Linked DNA regions of Mus musculus: region 2 is linked to region 1. The links are chromatin loops, found by intact Hi-C in ENCODE. Cell type or tissue: left cerebral cortex. All regions are shown on one strand. Links, peaks and the distances in the headings refer to the core of each region. The heading gives the core; the rest is flanking DNA.

Region 1 (7,585 bases), core at 1,189-6,188:
CCCCCATACACCATCTGGATGCTAAGAGTCTGCAGGAGTGTTCTAATAATGGCCTCAGGTCACTCACCCCCAGGTTTGTCCCCTGAGAGGACATCGTAATGCCCCCAAAATGAGAAAGTGCACATTTGAATACAAATGTCACTCTCGGTCAGCCCAGGGTTAGGGTGCAGCCAGGGCTCTCCCATCCAGGCTGACTGACATGGTGCTTCCTGGTGTTCTGGACTCTCCCATCCAGGCTGACTGACATGGTGCTTCCTGGTGTTCTAGAGGAAAGGAGAATACCTTGCCTGGAATCCCCGTGGATGAACAAGAGTTAATGTAACTGGTGCCCTATATTCTCATGGCCTGGATCAAGAACAGGCAAGGCTGGTGTCCATTTCAATGTGATATTAACTCACCAGGGCCAGAGTAAGGTGAGCATGGTACCTAGCTACTATGGAAGCCAGAGCCTGAGAGGAACGTCTAAACAGCCCTGACTACCATGACCTCAGCAGCTCCCCGGTCCAACCTCACCAGCAAGATGGCTGACTTGAGGTCTGTCAGCAGAGGTCTTGATGATAAAGCCACTCCTCTCTAGTTTTAGGAAAAGGACCACCCACACCCTTTGTAAGGGAGTAGAGCTGAGACAGTCTGAGGATTCAGTTTCTAGCCTCCTAACAATCTCTAGATCTTTAGGGACTTCCTCAGGCAAGGAAAATGAAGAGCAGCCAGAGAAAACAGGATTGGATCTTTACGTCCTGTCTTCCTCACACTGTAATCCCAGAACCAAATCTCCTCCAGGGCAGGCCTTGGTACCTTGTATTTGCTTTTCCCAGCTCTCTGACCTCCTGTCTTTACAAAGCCTTTATGACAGATAAACTAACTTGGGGTGACCTGGTGGAAGCAAAGGCAGAAAGGAAGTGAACCCCTAGGCTGGCCCGGAGGCTTGCAGGCCCAGGTTATGTTATTATTAAACGGGATGAAATGCAGAGTCAAGTGCTGTACCGGTCTGGAGGCTGGGAGTGAATGTCAGACGGTCCAACCCTCTCTGCTTCACAGTCTGATGTCCAGCCTTGGCCCCTTCCCTTGGGAATTACACAGGTCTTCACACTGAGCTACCATGATTGTAGTGGACCTAAAATCCCTAAGCTTCAGACCCTAATCAAGCCTGCAAATTTGAATCTTTAAGCAACCCAGGGTAGCCTGGGTCCAGCTCTGCCCACTGCTTCGCCTGAGGGGGTGGAGGGTAATGTTGGCACCGTCACTGCTTTGCCAGTTGTCAGCTGGGGTGGCAAGGCACAATTGAGGACTATTAGTGACTTTGCACCCACCTTTGTCCTGAAGAATGACCGAGAAATCATCCCCCAGGCTTCCTGGGTTTTCAAATACAGGGTCTCACTATGTAGCCCTGGCTGCTCTGCAACATGAAGTCCACCCTCTGACCTTACACTTGTGGCAATCCTCCTGCCTCTGCCTCCCCGGTGCTGAGACTACAGGCATGCACTGCCACTTCTAGCTCCCCGGCTTCTTTGAAGTCGCTGCCCAACCCAAAGCTGTCTGACCCACAGGTTTCTCTGATTGGCAGAAAGCAGGGAACCCCTGTTCTGTGCAGGACCTCAAGTCCTTCCTATGGCCCCCTGGCTTCCTCCACGGTGAGAAGGTAGGCCCTAGCACCAAGAGGCAGGAGAGCGCCTTTCAGCACCTGGACAAGGCCCTCCGGAGCATCCCAATAGGGTCTTTCTCACTCCTGGCTCCGAAGCCAGGGCTGGCATCTGAAGCACCCATAGGCTCTGTCCACTCTAAACAAACAGAGACCTGGTTCACCAGGAAGTGAGAGGGCACTGGGTGGGGCTGGAATGCCCGAGGGTGCAACACAGCTTGTTCCCCGATCTTATGTGGGCCCCCTCCCCACGCAGGCCTTTCCCGTCCCTGCACATTCACGCGGGATGTCATGTCGCGTCTAGATCGAGTGGGGTGGACTCTCCCACCACATGGAGCCCAGACAGAACCGACAACCCCTCCCTAGAATCCCTTCAAGCCCCAACGGAGAAGAACACAGGGTCCTTCCACACCAGTCTCGGAGAGCCCGGAACACGTGTGGGCCACCGGTCCTGGAACCAGAGAAGCAGGCGGGGGCTGCTGCCATCACCCACTTCAGGTCAACGAGCACAAAAGCCGCAGCTGCAAACAAAGAAGCGCTGCAAACTAGCCGGGGAGGCGGGACAGGCGGCGCCGCGCCCCCTCCCCACGCCGCGCGGGCGTGCGGGGCCATGGTCCCCGACGGCGCTCCTACCTGGCCGGCGCGGACCTCCTTCTCCAGCTCCCGGTGGCGGTTGTGCCACACGAGGTAGTGCAGCGGGTACTTGCCCTCGGGCCCCTTCCTGGCGGAGGCGTTGGCGGGGATCATCGCCCGCTCCTCATGCCGGGGCCGCGGCGCCCGGCCCGCGGGGAGGGACGGCGCGGGAGCCCGGGCCCGGGGCCGCGGGGCGGACGGCCGGAGCTGTCTGCTCGCGGGGCTGCGGCTCGGGCATGTGCGAGCGGCGGCGGCGGCGGCGGGCGGGGGCGGCGCGCCCGGCGTGGTGCGGGCGGCGGGCGTCCTCGGGAGGCGGCGGCGGGAGGCGCGGAGCAGCCCCCACCCGCCCTGGGAGGGAGCGGGCACTCGGCGGCACGCGGCCTCGCGCCTCCCCTCCCACACCCCCGCACACAAAGACGCCTCTCGGCGGAGGGAGCAGGGACCCGCAGCTGGAGCGGGGGCGCTCGGGGCGCCGGCCCCGGGGTCGCCGCCGCCGCCGCCGCCGCAGGGACGCGCGCCCGCACCCTCCGGCTCCCCTAAGCCGCATAGCCCGGCCCTCAGCCCGAGCGGACGGTGAGGGACAAGCGAATGCGGGGAAGAGAGGAGGGGACCCGGGTGCGCCGTGCTGGGTTAGTTACAGCTTGGCCCCGCAGCATCATGGGGCTTGTAGTCCGCCTGGTAGAACCGTGCGTTTCGGATGACCAGAGATGGTCTGGAACTGATTTCCTGGAAGGGTGGACAGAGAGTCAAACCCGGCCGAAGCGGAGGCCTTACTTGGATGCCAAGTGGGTTGGGGGCGCCTCCACCCTTTGGCATTTTGCCTTTTGCAAGGAAATGGGGGAGGCTTTTAGGGCTGACCTGAAGCGTTGGGTCGGGGGTCTATGGCCTGCAGAAGTGAGCTTGGGTCCCAGGGAGGGTAAAGAGGCATCTAGATTCATAGTGACTAAAGAGTGACCCTAAGAGAGATGCAGGGCATCAGTACCAAGGGTCACTGAAGCAGCCAGGGGTCTGAGAATCGAAATATTTCTCAAATCTTTGCTCTCTCAGAAAATTAAACCCCAGCTTCCACACATCACGTTGGAAAAGAGAATGTCTAATGAGGCGAAGAAGACAGTCTTTCCCCTACATGGCTCAGCAAGAACCAGGATGAGGTTGAGCAAAGACAGCAGCAGGTGGCATTTCCCCACCTCCATCCCATGTGGGTCCCTGCCTAAGGAAAATGACTGAGTCCAGATTGCCTGCTTCCTGAAAGAGCAGAGAGACAAGCGCTTCCACAAGGAGCCCTTGCAGAGAGTGTGGTCAAAGTCAAATTGGCCTCTGTGGCGGCCACCTGCAAATGGTAAAAGGACCAAGATGCCTTGGGAGAGAAAATGTCAAGAGAGTTGTATTTAAATACCGTAACAATTGCTTGATCTTAAACAAATTGCTTATCCTTCAGAGTTTCTCGGCCCACTCACCTCTAAACTGGGATCAGATACTACCTCATGGGATGAGCTAAGGGTATGAACTGCCTGAAAACGGCCCCTCTCTCCTTCAACCAGCCTGAGACAGGTGGTAGGAGCGAACATGTTGCCTTCCTCGAGCCCACCTCAAGGCAGAAATAAGGAATTCCTGGCCAACCCGATTTAGAACAACAATCTAGAGAGTGTTTGTGTGGGAAGCGACAGCAAAAGCTTGCAAACTCCTTGCGCCCTTCTTGGGTTTCTTTGTGTGTTCTTCTCTCCTGCTTCCTGCACACCCAGTGGTGCCAGGCCCGGGAGGACTGAGTAGACTGCCTCGCCCCTTTCTGCAGCCTGGGAGGAGCCGGTAGGCGTCTCTGCAGCCCAGAGCCGCAGCCCACCTCCACCGCCAGGGGTCAGCAGAGTGTCGTGATTGCAGCCCGAGTTGAGGAGGGGGCTAGAGAAAGGAGGGGCAACTAGGAGAGGCCGCGAGAATGCCTGTACAATTCCTCATTAAATCGTTTTCAAAACCTTGTGTATGATTCCATTTGAGCTGTTCAGTTCCTGGGATGATGACATCTTCGGGGAAGCCAGAAACCCTTCTTCCCCCATCTTCAAGCTCTAAAGCTTGGCTGTGGTGAGGTTGGGGGTTCTGCAACAAAGTTTGGACTGTGTGAGCCAGGGTCCCTCCCAGGCAGTCCCTGAGCCAATAGGGAGATAGGGTGGCCGGGGTGGGGGGACGTGAATCATTCTTCCTCTGCACGCCCTGTATTCCAAGAAAGGAGAGAGGCCAGCATGCATTTAGAGGCTAGGTTGCCCTTTTGCCAGATGGCCGGCTATCACACGAAGCCCAGGTCGCTTTCCCTTTGGTCTCAACGCCCTGGCTGCCACGTGCTCCAGACGCGCCCACACAGCGAAGAAACAAAGGCAGCCAAGCGACGGGGCTGCCAGCAGCTGCCTCGACATTTAATAAATGAAATTCCATAGCTGGGGGTCGATCCGGGGTGAACGGGCGGCCACTGCTCCTGGGCTGCGCGCCCAGTTTCAGCTGCTAGACTGCTTCCCACCTCCATTGCTGCGGCCACCAAGCCTACAGACTCTTGGGTATGAGTGCAGCATGGTGTGGCATGACCACCACCCTTTGCTGGCAGAAGCCCCACCTGCTGAGCTACTGGTTGGGGGTGGGGGGTGTCTGCAAGATTTTTTTTTAAGGTGAGATTATAAATATATCCTGTGGATCACAATTTCAAACAAACTTGTCAATCTGGGTTGCAGCAAAAGGCGATGGAACTTTGCGTGTATTTTGGGTGGTGTGACTCATAAGCATTACTTGTCTCCCCCTAGGGAAGGAGCCTGCCCACCCACAAGTCACTGCTGCTCTGGCATTGCTGGGAGAAATAGACCCACTCAGACACCCCTAACCAAGGACTCCCCTCAAACCTCCGTTTTATTACTGAGCAGGAATCCCTAACACCCAGGAATCTCCCTTAACTCTGCCACCGCTGACCTGCCCCTTCCCCTACGAGCGCGCCGCCGCCCCTCACCCCCCCCCCCCCAACCTGGTGTTGTGTGCTTTTGCCCTCTCCATAAGCTGAGTTCTCTGACAGCCCTTTTGCGGCTGTAGGGGTGGGGGCTGGGCACAAACGGGTCACACGTGTATGGGGGAGCATGCTCAGTGTGGGGTGCACCCACGTGCAACATGCACTTTAGTTCCTTGCTCCCCCCACCCCCGTCTCCATGAGAAGTCCAAGAAAAAAAAAATCCTTACAAAAATTGGCTCCTGTTATAAGCATATGCTTAGGATACATACACACCCGTCGGGCAGCCCGGAAACATCGTTGATGTACACGAAACAGATAGCAAGTTATTACTGGTGCACACAACACTCTTAATAATCACCCAGATTCTTTGCTTTCCTATTTGAAACAAGAATGATGTATTTTTAGTCCCACAGAGAGGGAGTCACAGTTAAGTGACCTCTCGGGCACCTGGCCGTCCATATTGGTGGTAGTGAGTGTACACCGCAGGGATATGGCCACAGACCCACCTGGACACACTGACTTGGACACAGGGGACCAGAACACACACCTCACCCCAACCCAGCCTCTGACCGCTAGGAGCATTGTGCCTGGGAATGCTTCCTGTCCACCCCGATCCCCACCACGTCCGTCTCTCGGTTTTTGGGCCGAGCGTCCCCTGGACCACTCCCCAATCGGAAAGTGAAGGTCAAAGTGCTAGCGTGTGTCTCGGTTGCAGACCAGGCGGGCGCGGGCCGCGGCTCCTTTAAGAACCCCCGTCCACTCCCGCCTGCGCGCAGGCTTCCTTTCTCCGAGAGGCTCAGCCACGGAGCTGAGCGGAGCGCCGGGGCGGGGTGCGGGCCGCCCCTCCCCCGGTGGGCAGGGCTTTCACTGCTTCCTGCAGGAGCGGCCTGGGCCGCGCAGGGGGCGGGGAGAGCGGCGAGCGGCGGCGGGGCGGCGCGGGGCGGCGCGGGGCGGCGCGGGGCGGAGGGCGCCCGAGGGCGAGCGGGCGGGCGGGCACGGCGGGTTCCGGGCCAGCCCCGGGGGCGGACGGTTGGCCGCGCGCGCGGAGCCTCGCCGGGGCCTTGCGGGAGCCGGGCCGGGCCGCAGGGCCGCCGCCGCCGCCCGGGCCCGCCGCCCGCGCCCCCCACGCTGGCCCAGAGGGCTGCGGCCGCGTCGCCGCTGAGGATGTCCCGGAAGGGGCCGCGAGCGGAGGTGTGTGCGGACTGCAGCGCTCCGGGTAAGCGGCGGGATCGGGTCGGGGGCGGGACCGCGCCGCAGGCCGCCGCCGGGCGGGCGCCGAGGCCTGGCGGGAGCGCTGTGCCGGGCCGGAGGGCGGGGCGGGGGCCACTGCGGAGCGGCGTCCTTGGCGGGAGGGCCGGCTGCGGGGGGCGCTGTGCGTTGGAGCCGGTGAACGGGAGGGAACCGCCTCCCACCTCCATCGCGGCATCCAGACGGAAGCGCCAGCCTGGTGTGGCAGGAGGGCTGTGGCGGAGGCCGGCAGGCTGTGGGAGGTGGGCGCTAGGATGGTTTGTGTCATCCCTGCCACCCCCGCGTCTTGCACCTGCTGCTCACATGGCCCGCGTGCCCGCCGGAGCGGTGGAGGGCAAGGGGCCTGGATACGAGCTCCTAGGGAGCACCTGACAGGGGCAGCTACTCTTAAGACTCCCCGCCCCTGCTTCCCAAGGCTGGGGCTGCTTAGAGGGCCCGGTGTTCAGGAACAATCTAAGCATGGGCATCTTCCCCGGAAGCATCTCCAGGCCTGCTGGTGTCTGGGAACATCTAGACTCAGCTTTTCCTGTTCCGGGTAGGCCTGTTGGAGAAGGTGTGCTAGGTATTGGTTCAGTCTAGACGCCGATCCCTCCTGGTCTCTAGCTCATTGGATAGGAGAAAGCGGTGAGGTTGCTTATGCTCCCCTGGTCCAGCTGACTCCTGAGCGAACTGGACTTACACACTGCTTCCTCCCTACTAACCAGCAGAGTGAGTCGGTCTGAGCTGCTGTGAAAGCCCCCTTGGCTTGCTGAGGAAGTGAAGGGAGGGCAACAACTCACCAGGCTGGTCCCTTCTCTGGGAGGACACAGCCGTTGATGGGACTCAGCAGCTGGCTGGAGGCAGGAAGTTCTGGCCTTTGCCCATCCTCTATAAAAGAAGCTGTGTCTCCATACAGTCTCGGGGTCTTATGGACTCTGGGTAATGAAGATGTGATTAGGTGAGAGTGTGGAGTGCTGATATGCAGGCCCATAACTTGTAGTCACCCCTTAAAATCCCAAGATCTGACCGTGAGCCCAAGGAATGATGGTCCTGTAATTCTCATGATCTAAACTGGAGTACTGGGAGTTGTGGGTAGTTGCAGAGTC
Region 2 (7,585 bases), core at 1,304-6,303, 490 kb after region 1:
GCGCACCACCAGGCTGGGTTTATGCAGTGCCGTCCATTAAACCCGGGGTTCCGTGGATTCTTTGAAAGCACTCCTACGAACTGCGCTGTCGCCCCAGACACTGAGCCTGCCCTGCTTTCCCTCTCCATCCGCAGTGACATCTTGCCATGACCCAGGGGATGTGGAGCACAGCCGACGCCTCATATCCAGCCCCAAGTTTCCCGTGGGAGCAACTGTGCAATATGTCTGTGACCAGGGTTTTGTGCTGACGGGGAGTGCCATTCTCACCTGCCATGATCGGCAAGCAGGCAGTCCCAAGTGGAGTGACAGGGCCCCCAAGTGTCTCTGTGAGTGTACAGTGGGCAGGAGGGGAACCTCTAGTAAGATCAAAACCTGACACCTCGATTGCTGCCTGCCTGCCTTGCAGTGGAACAATTCAAGCCGTGCCATGGCCTCAGCGCCCCGGAGAATGGTGCCCGCAGCCCTGAGAAGCGGCTTCACCCAGCAGGGGCCACCATCCACTTCTCCTGTGCCCCTGGTTATGTGCTGAAGGGCCAGGCCAGCATCAAATGCGTGCCTGGACACCCCTCGCATTGGAGTGACCCACCACCCATCTGTAGGGCTGGTAAGTGCTACCTACCACTCCCTTAAACATGTGCCCCCTCCGCTGCTGCTGCCACCACCACAGTCCGGACCCTAGAACTATTCTAGTAAATCAATTCTGTGTTGAGAATTAGAAGCATTGGCCCATGCCCCTTCCCATTCCCTGTCTTTGCTAGTCTCTGATTTAACATCACCAAGACACTGCAGGAGTAGGTTCTCCCTGGTCAAATCCTTCCCATGATCAGTCCACTTCTGTGCTCCTTGCATTGGATAGTTTGGTCCATCAGGCTCACCCACTGCCCTTGGCCCTCCCCTCTTGTTCCAGCCTCTCTGGATGGGTTCTACAACGGCCGTAGCCTGGATGGTGAGTCCCCATGCTTGAGAGCGAGATGTATGGTCCCCCCCCCCCCACACCTGGTTCTAGCAGCTCCCAGGTCATGGGTTCCCACAAATGAAAGGCAGAGAAGGAGCAGTTTGGGCCTGTCGGGGCATTAAGCTTCTTGTCTACCATAGGCAGCTAATGGGAGCTGGTCTCCAAATGTCTTTAAGAAGGGAGGGGACATAGGTTCCAAGAAATGGGGATATTAACTCTAACCCCACCCACCCTTTGCTTTCAGTTGCCAAGGCACCTGCCGCCTCCAGTGCCCTGGACGCTGCTCACCTGGCTGCTGCCATCTTCCTACCATTGGTGGCCATGGTGTTGCTGGTGGGAGGAGTGTACCTCTATTTTTCCAGGTGAGTCTGGCTTTTCTTCCTATTCTGCGTACCCAACTCACTCCTGGCCTGTACTCCTGACTCACAGGCTCTTTTGTCCCCTGACAGATTCCAGGGGAAAAGTCCCCTGCAACTTCCCCGAACTCATCCTCGCCCCTATAACCGCATCACGGTAGAGTCAGCATTTGACAATCCAACTTATGAGACTGGAGTAAGTATCCACGTGAGCCTAGATACCTCTTCAGGACTGGTTCCTTGATCCCTTGGGTGGGTATGCCTGCCTGAGGGTCCTGCTGAGCCCTCTTATTTTCCTCTGTGCCTTGGGAAGGTGGATAATTTGGGCTTGACAGCTCTTCTCCAAGTTTCCAACTCCCCGCAGTCTCTTTCCTTTGCAGGAGACGAGAGAATATGAAGTTTCCATCTAGGTGGGAGCAGCCTGGGGATGCACACGCAGTCCTGCATCGCAGGCCAGCGGCAGGGCTCCCGGCTCTCTGCTGTCCCTCACCTCCTGTACATACTGCCTGGGAAGAGACACCACCAACCCCTTCCCCGCCTGCAATGCCCACAGTGACCTATTTTCTTGGCACCGCTGTGCCCACTTCGGGCCCTTCTTTGGATTCAGGGGCATCTGCCTCGGGTAGAACGTAGCTGGGACACATTACCAGCAGCCATCATTCTCCTGCTTCTCTTTTGCCCTGGACCTCCAGCCTGGAAGTTGCAGGCTGACTGAGGAGGGGCACTTGTTACACATGGCCACCATCCTGCCTGGCATGTGAGGACTCCAGGAGAGCTGACTTGACAGCAGGGTGCCCCTCACAGGGCCAGCTACCAGAGGCCAAAATTGTTCTCAACTGTGACCTCTTGGTAGTCCTGGCGTGCCAACACCAGCCCCTCAGGGAGGTTTCTAGTCCCTCTCTAAAGGCTCAGAATTGGACAGTTAAGCCTTCTGCCCTGTCCTGGGAGGTGATGATTTAAGAATCCTAAAAGGTTCAGGGACTCTATTCCAAGCTCAGGCTGGGCCCCACTGGATGGATACTCACGCTCCACACCAAAGCAGGACACCCTACGGCTCTCCGGCATCCCTCTACTCTGAGGAGGGAGAGCCCTTCCTTGAAGTTTATCTGGCTGTTACAAATGTCTCCTTCCCCACCAGTCCCTCCTCTGAGCCACTTACCATGTTCCCCCTTCCTGCCACTGTGTTATGGCATGCCAGGAGAGGGCAGCTACATTCTGGAGAGGAGCAGATGTCCAAGGACCCAGGAATGTGGCAGAAGTCAAGAACCCCCAGGAGCAATCTCAGTCCGGACCGAGGCCACTTTGTACATATGATGTATTATATGGGGTCTGGGCTCCAGCCAGAGAACAATCTTTTATTTCTGTTGTTTCCTTATTAAAATGGTGTTTTGGAAAAAAAATCAAGCAGTGTGAATGGTGGTTTCTCGGAGGGAAGGGAGGTGGAAGATGAATGTGACGTGGACCGGCATGCTGAGACCCTCTGGACGCACCAATCAACCATGCCCGGATTTTATGACAGAAAAGATGTCATCTGTAGTTAAATGGGTAACACTGCCTCCAAAGACGTTAGTGTTACAGATGGCAGGTGAAATGAGAGGTCCCAGCGGCTAACGCTGTAGGGATGTGTGAGCTCAGTAACCCCAATGCCTCATTTCCTCCTCTTTGCCAGGGCTAGGGCCACATGCTGGCCCAGCCCCAAATCCCTCTTAGAACCACTAGATCGCTGACAAAACCCAAGGTTGGAAGCACTGTTCCGTCCACTTTTTCCTGTTAAGCGAAGCTTGAGAGATTGGAATCAGAATCATAGACTGAACCCTTGTACATAAGGCCTAGCTTGCCTTGACCTCAGAAAACATGGAGATTGTAAGCAGGAAGGATGGGCAGCTCAGAGGCCCCTGAGACAGGCAAGAGCCCTGCCCATGGGCTCTTTAAAGTGACTGCTGAAACATACATACAAGTAACATTATAAAGACTCAGCAGAGCCAGGCGTGGTGGCGCACACCTTTGATTCCAGCACTCAAGAGGCAGAGGCAGGCAGATTTCTGAGTTCAAGGCCAGCCTGGTCTACAAAGTGAGTTCCAGGACAGCCAGGGCTACACAGAGAAACCCTGTCTCGAAAAAAAAAAGACTCAGCAGGTTGTACTTGTGTATTTAGAAATGTGTATATACATATAAATATTCACATATGTATGTAACAATTTTAAAAGATGTCATGAACTTGAAAAGGAGCAGGAAAGGATATATGGGGGGAGTTGAAAGGAGAAAAAGGAAGGGAAATGATTTAATTATGTTATAATTAAAAAATAATAATTAAAAAAATTGAAAAAAAATAAAATAAACTGCATGGTGGTGGCACATACCCTTAATTCCAGCACTCGGGAGGCAGAGGTAGACAGGTTTCTGAGTTTGAGGACAGCCAGGGCTACATAGAGAAACCATATCTCAAAAAAGCCATAAAATACAAATAAAGGAAAAAAATTTAAAGTCATGACTGGCCAGGATGCACTTAAATTTGCCCCTTCCCTATGTCCCCTAAAGCCTTCTGAGATGAATGTATCTTCCCAGGAGTCAGACAACAGAAAATTACGGCACTCGGAAGCTGTAAGACAAAAATCCCTGAAAGGAAGACTAGCATCCACTAGCATCTTCTGCTTCTACAGTCTTCAGCGGAAAGATGTGGACCAGAAATTCCTCCTAGCCTCTATCCCAAGTCAAGGCGTTCCAATTCGTTCATAGTGCAATGCCTAGATGGACCACAAGAGGTCGATTCCAGAAGCATTTCCATCCCAGCAGCTCTCTTTCTTGAAGTCCCCTTTCACACCCTGAGCTGGAGCTCTCCAAGGTGGCACCAAGTCCTGTCCCAACTAGGCTGACCTCCTCCTCAGGCTCCAAGAGAAAAGTGTGTGGAGTGATTTGTTCCTCTGTCAACAGAGCCAATCTCATTTTCCTCACTATCCCACTGCCCGCTCCTGTTTTCAGCTGCAATGGATGTGTTGACCAAAGCACAAAGCCTCACTCATGGGGCGTGTGCCAGTGGCTTACTTCTCTGTCCAGTAATACCTCCAGGCTGACATAGCAGCACAGCTGTGCTATGGTAGTAGGAAGGAAGCCAGTAAAAGAGGGCATATGAGGTTCCAGCTTCTGAGGTTATGTAGCAGGAAGGAGGCATAAAGCCTGGCTTCTTCCCTTCAAGGAGCCTAGCTCAGCTCTCTCCTCTGAGAGTCACACCGCAGTTCTTTCCTATAGCTGCTAGTCTATTGTTGGCCATAGCAACGGAAGAGCAGCCAGTTTGCATGCATTCTTCACTTCCCCATAACGTTATTCTTTCTAGGCACTAATACAGGGCCGAGAGAGAGAGAGAGAGAGAGAGAGAGAGAGAGAGAGAGAGAGGCAGAGAGACAAAGAGAGAGAGAGCACTAAAACTTCACAAAGCACTAAAACTTCACACAGATATTTATATCCCCTTTGACTTACAGTCCTGACTGTCCTAAAAGAAGGAGCAATAGTTTCTCAGAGACAGTAAACACGGTGTAGGGGACAAAGTCTGACCTGTGAATCAAGAAATGTTTCCTTTTTAGGTTTGCTATAAACTCAATATGCGTCTAAGCAAACCACTCTCCACTCTGTACCTGGAAATGAAGAATTTAAATCAAATAGTCTCTAAGTCCCTCCCAGGTTTACGGGTCTGAGAATAATGTGTGTAGTAACATAAAAATGAGTTTAGGAGATTCCAGGCGTAGTAGCACACGTCGATCCCAGAAATGGGACCGGAGGCAGAAGCAGTCGGATTTCTGTGAGTTCATGACCTATCTAGTCTACATAACAAGTTCTAGGGCTGCGGAGTAAGACTGTCTTAACAGAACGAACAAACGAAAGAAAGAAACGGCAGGACATAGCTGCATGTCACCAGTGTTAATTAATGCCTAGTGGGGTTCATTCATTCGCAATTAGGCAGAGTATCTGTCCATATTGGAAAGTGATAACAAGGGCATAACAGCGCACACCCAAAGAGAGGTATGTCTCTCTGCTCAGAATGCGAGGTGAGGGGCTCAAACTACAAACCCCAGTGTGCAATACGGCAGCTCTCAAAAGTATCCTTTCCCGGCAGGCTTTTCTTCGTGTACATCCTATGGTCCAGTGCAGCGCCTGAAGGCTGAACTACAACTCCCACAATCCATCAGATCCATCGCGAGTCTAACTACCAGAGTGCAAAGCGGTCCCGTTCACCCTTTGAACTCTGCGCGTTGCAAGATGGGGATTGAAGTCAGCTGTAGGCAGGTAGCTGGGCGTTGTCAGGATTACGGACTGTTTGGGCTTTTGACTTCCTCTTTCGGAGTAGTTCACAGGGACAGTGGTTAAGAGAGGGTAAGAACAGCTTGAAATATCTTGGGTTCCATCGGGACCCAAGGCAGCAATGCTCGTGCTAAAATTAGGTGCTGAGAGTGGAAATGAAGTGGAAAGAGCAGTCATCCGATCTGCCACCAAAAGCGTCTTTTTTTTTTTTTTTTTTTGTCGCAATGCTTTTTTTTTCCCTCTTTACCAATATGGCGGCCTAGTCCAGACACACCTGACACTGGAGACAAACAGTCCACTACACCATCCATATGGGTACTGCTGCAGCCGAAAGCTACCAGCTCCATACAGCATCCCACGCTCCTCCTTGGTCGTGACTGAGGACTCCAAGGGCATGGTAGCCCCAAATCTCATTACCAAAATGGCGAAAGGAGAAGCTTTTTTTTTTTTTTTTTTTTTTTGTGCAGGCCTCCAGGTACAACGCGCCTGCGCGTGAGGCGGCTGTGTGAGGGGACGGGAGGGTGGCGACCCAACACGCCTGCGCGGGACCAGAGCCCGTGGTCCGCACACAAACACCAATGGGTGATGCGTCTTCCAGTTCCTGCGGCTGCGCCGTGACCCCTACGCGCTTTCCCAGGCGCCTAAGCGAGGCCTCAGGTTCCGCCCTCCAATCGCAGTACGCCGGCGCACGGCGGAGAGGCGGGGCTTCTGGGCTCCGGGCGAATGCCAGCGCGGCTGCGCGCCGGGGGGTACCCCATCACCGCGGCTGCGCGGGAGCCAGGCCGCCGGCTGTCACTGCGGTTGCGCGCGGCGAGCGGCGATCCCGGGGCGCCTGCGCGGGTGGCTTTGCGGGCGCTCGCGGTAAGTTTGCGCCAAGTGCGCGGCAGCCGGGACGCAGACGGCAGCGGCGGCGAGAGGCGGAGCCCGGGGACCACCCCCCATCATCCTCCCCAGAGTCACCTCACGAACCACAACCTCACCTAACCTCTCACCCCCCCCTCCGGTCCCCCAAGCCCGGGATGGCAGCGCCCGCTAGCCTTCCCGGCCGGACCAGCGGTCGCCAGCGCCAGCTTTAGCCTGTGGGCCTAGGCCCCCGCCGAGGCCTGACCCCCGGAGCCGGGATCCACTGTGCAGCCAGCCGCTGGGCCGGGGCTGAGGGGTTGCTCCCCTCTCGCGGCCCGTGGGGAGGACGCTGCCGTCCCAGGGACTGGGGGCCGGGGGGTGGGGGGGAGCCAGGGCGAGGAAGTCGGAACCTGTGTTGGGAAGAGAGAAGGGGACCGGGGGTCAGAGGTGCCCCCTTCCCCTCCTCCCCCCTCCCCCCGGGGCTGGGGGGGCCGGAGCAGAGAGCGCCCAGCCCGAGAGGTGGATGAATGTGGGAGAAAATGGAGACCAAGACGATCGTGTACGACTTGGACACGTCGGGGGGGCTGATGGAGGTAAGAGTGGCCCTCATCCTTTTCCCCCCAGTGCCAGGAGGGTACCTCCGCCCCACAAAGCCGGCCCTAAGCTCGAAGCGCCAGAGGGCCGGGAAAAGGGGGGGTTGTTCTTCCTCACCCAGTCTCTTCCTCCCCTCTTTGCAATTTGGGGGACTGAGCTTAGCTTCCGAGGACGTCTGCAGCAGTTTCACCTACCAGCCGCCCTCGATTCGCTCCCTGAGGCTTCAGCCCACTCCATTTCATTGCACCGGCAGGCCTCCCCACCCCCTTCTTGTCGGCCCCTTTGTGCTTCCCCCTGCACGTCCGGGTACCAAGCTTCGGGCCTCTCCCGAGCCGGGCTTTGGAGTCCCCCACTGTCCATACAAGGAAGTGGCAAGAAGAGAACCGCGCACCCTCTCCCCATCCCCCTACCCTGGTCCTCCCCATTTGGAAGGAGCTTTTCTTGTTGTGCTGCAGGAACGCAGTTAGGGTGGGCTCCCCTTGATTCCGGGGACCGAGAGGTTCTGGAAGCAGCCTGGATGGGAGGAAGAAGGACAAAAGGGGGA

The links. Peaks named below come from ENCODE experiments on the same cell type or tissue, not always from the same donor. Only the 100,000 strongest peaks of a DNase experiment are listed, where the experiment ranks them.
Region 2: a loop joins it to region 1, with 3 times the contacts of the local background. A loop is called at or near these places in 1 of 42 quality-filtered maps.

The regions. Positions count from the first base shown.
Region 1 is chr11:77,487,167-77,494,751 of GRCm38, forward strand. It overlaps Ankrd13b (ankyrin repeat domain 13b), which reads right to left and starts at 2,876. Exons shown (of 15, transcript NM_001373882.1): 1 at 2,273-2,876. The coding sequence starts at 2,386. Git1 (GIT ArfGAP 1) reads left to right here and starts at 6,246. Exons shown (of 20, transcript NM_001004144.1): 1 at 6,246-6,468. The coding sequence starts at 6,417. In left cerebral cortex, for the core only: CTCF peaks have their summits at 4,119 (motif pointing right) and 5,833; DNase peaks (open chromatin) are centred at 1,666, 1,953, 2,892, 3,533 and 5 more places; H3K4me3 peaks cover 4,954 bases; H3K27ac peaks cover 4,703 bases.
Region 2 is chr11:77,976,338-77,983,922 of GRCm38, forward strand. Sez6 (seizure related gene 6) reads left to right here. Exons shown (of 17, transcript NM_021286.4): 12 at 135-326; 13 at 407-604; 14 at 908-946; 15 at 1,200-1,317; 16 at 1,405-1,507; 17 at 1,676-2,715. The coding sequence ends at 1,708. Phf12 (PHD finger protein 12) reads left to right here and starts at 6,479. Exons shown (of 15, transcript NM_174852.3): 1 at 6,479-7,040. The coding sequence starts at 6,975. In left cerebral cortex, for the core only: CTCF peaks have their summits at 4,055 and 4,254; DNase peaks (open chromatin) are centred at 4,093, 5,495 and 6,226; H3K4me3 peaks cover 1,221 bases; H3K27ac peaks cover 1,265 bases.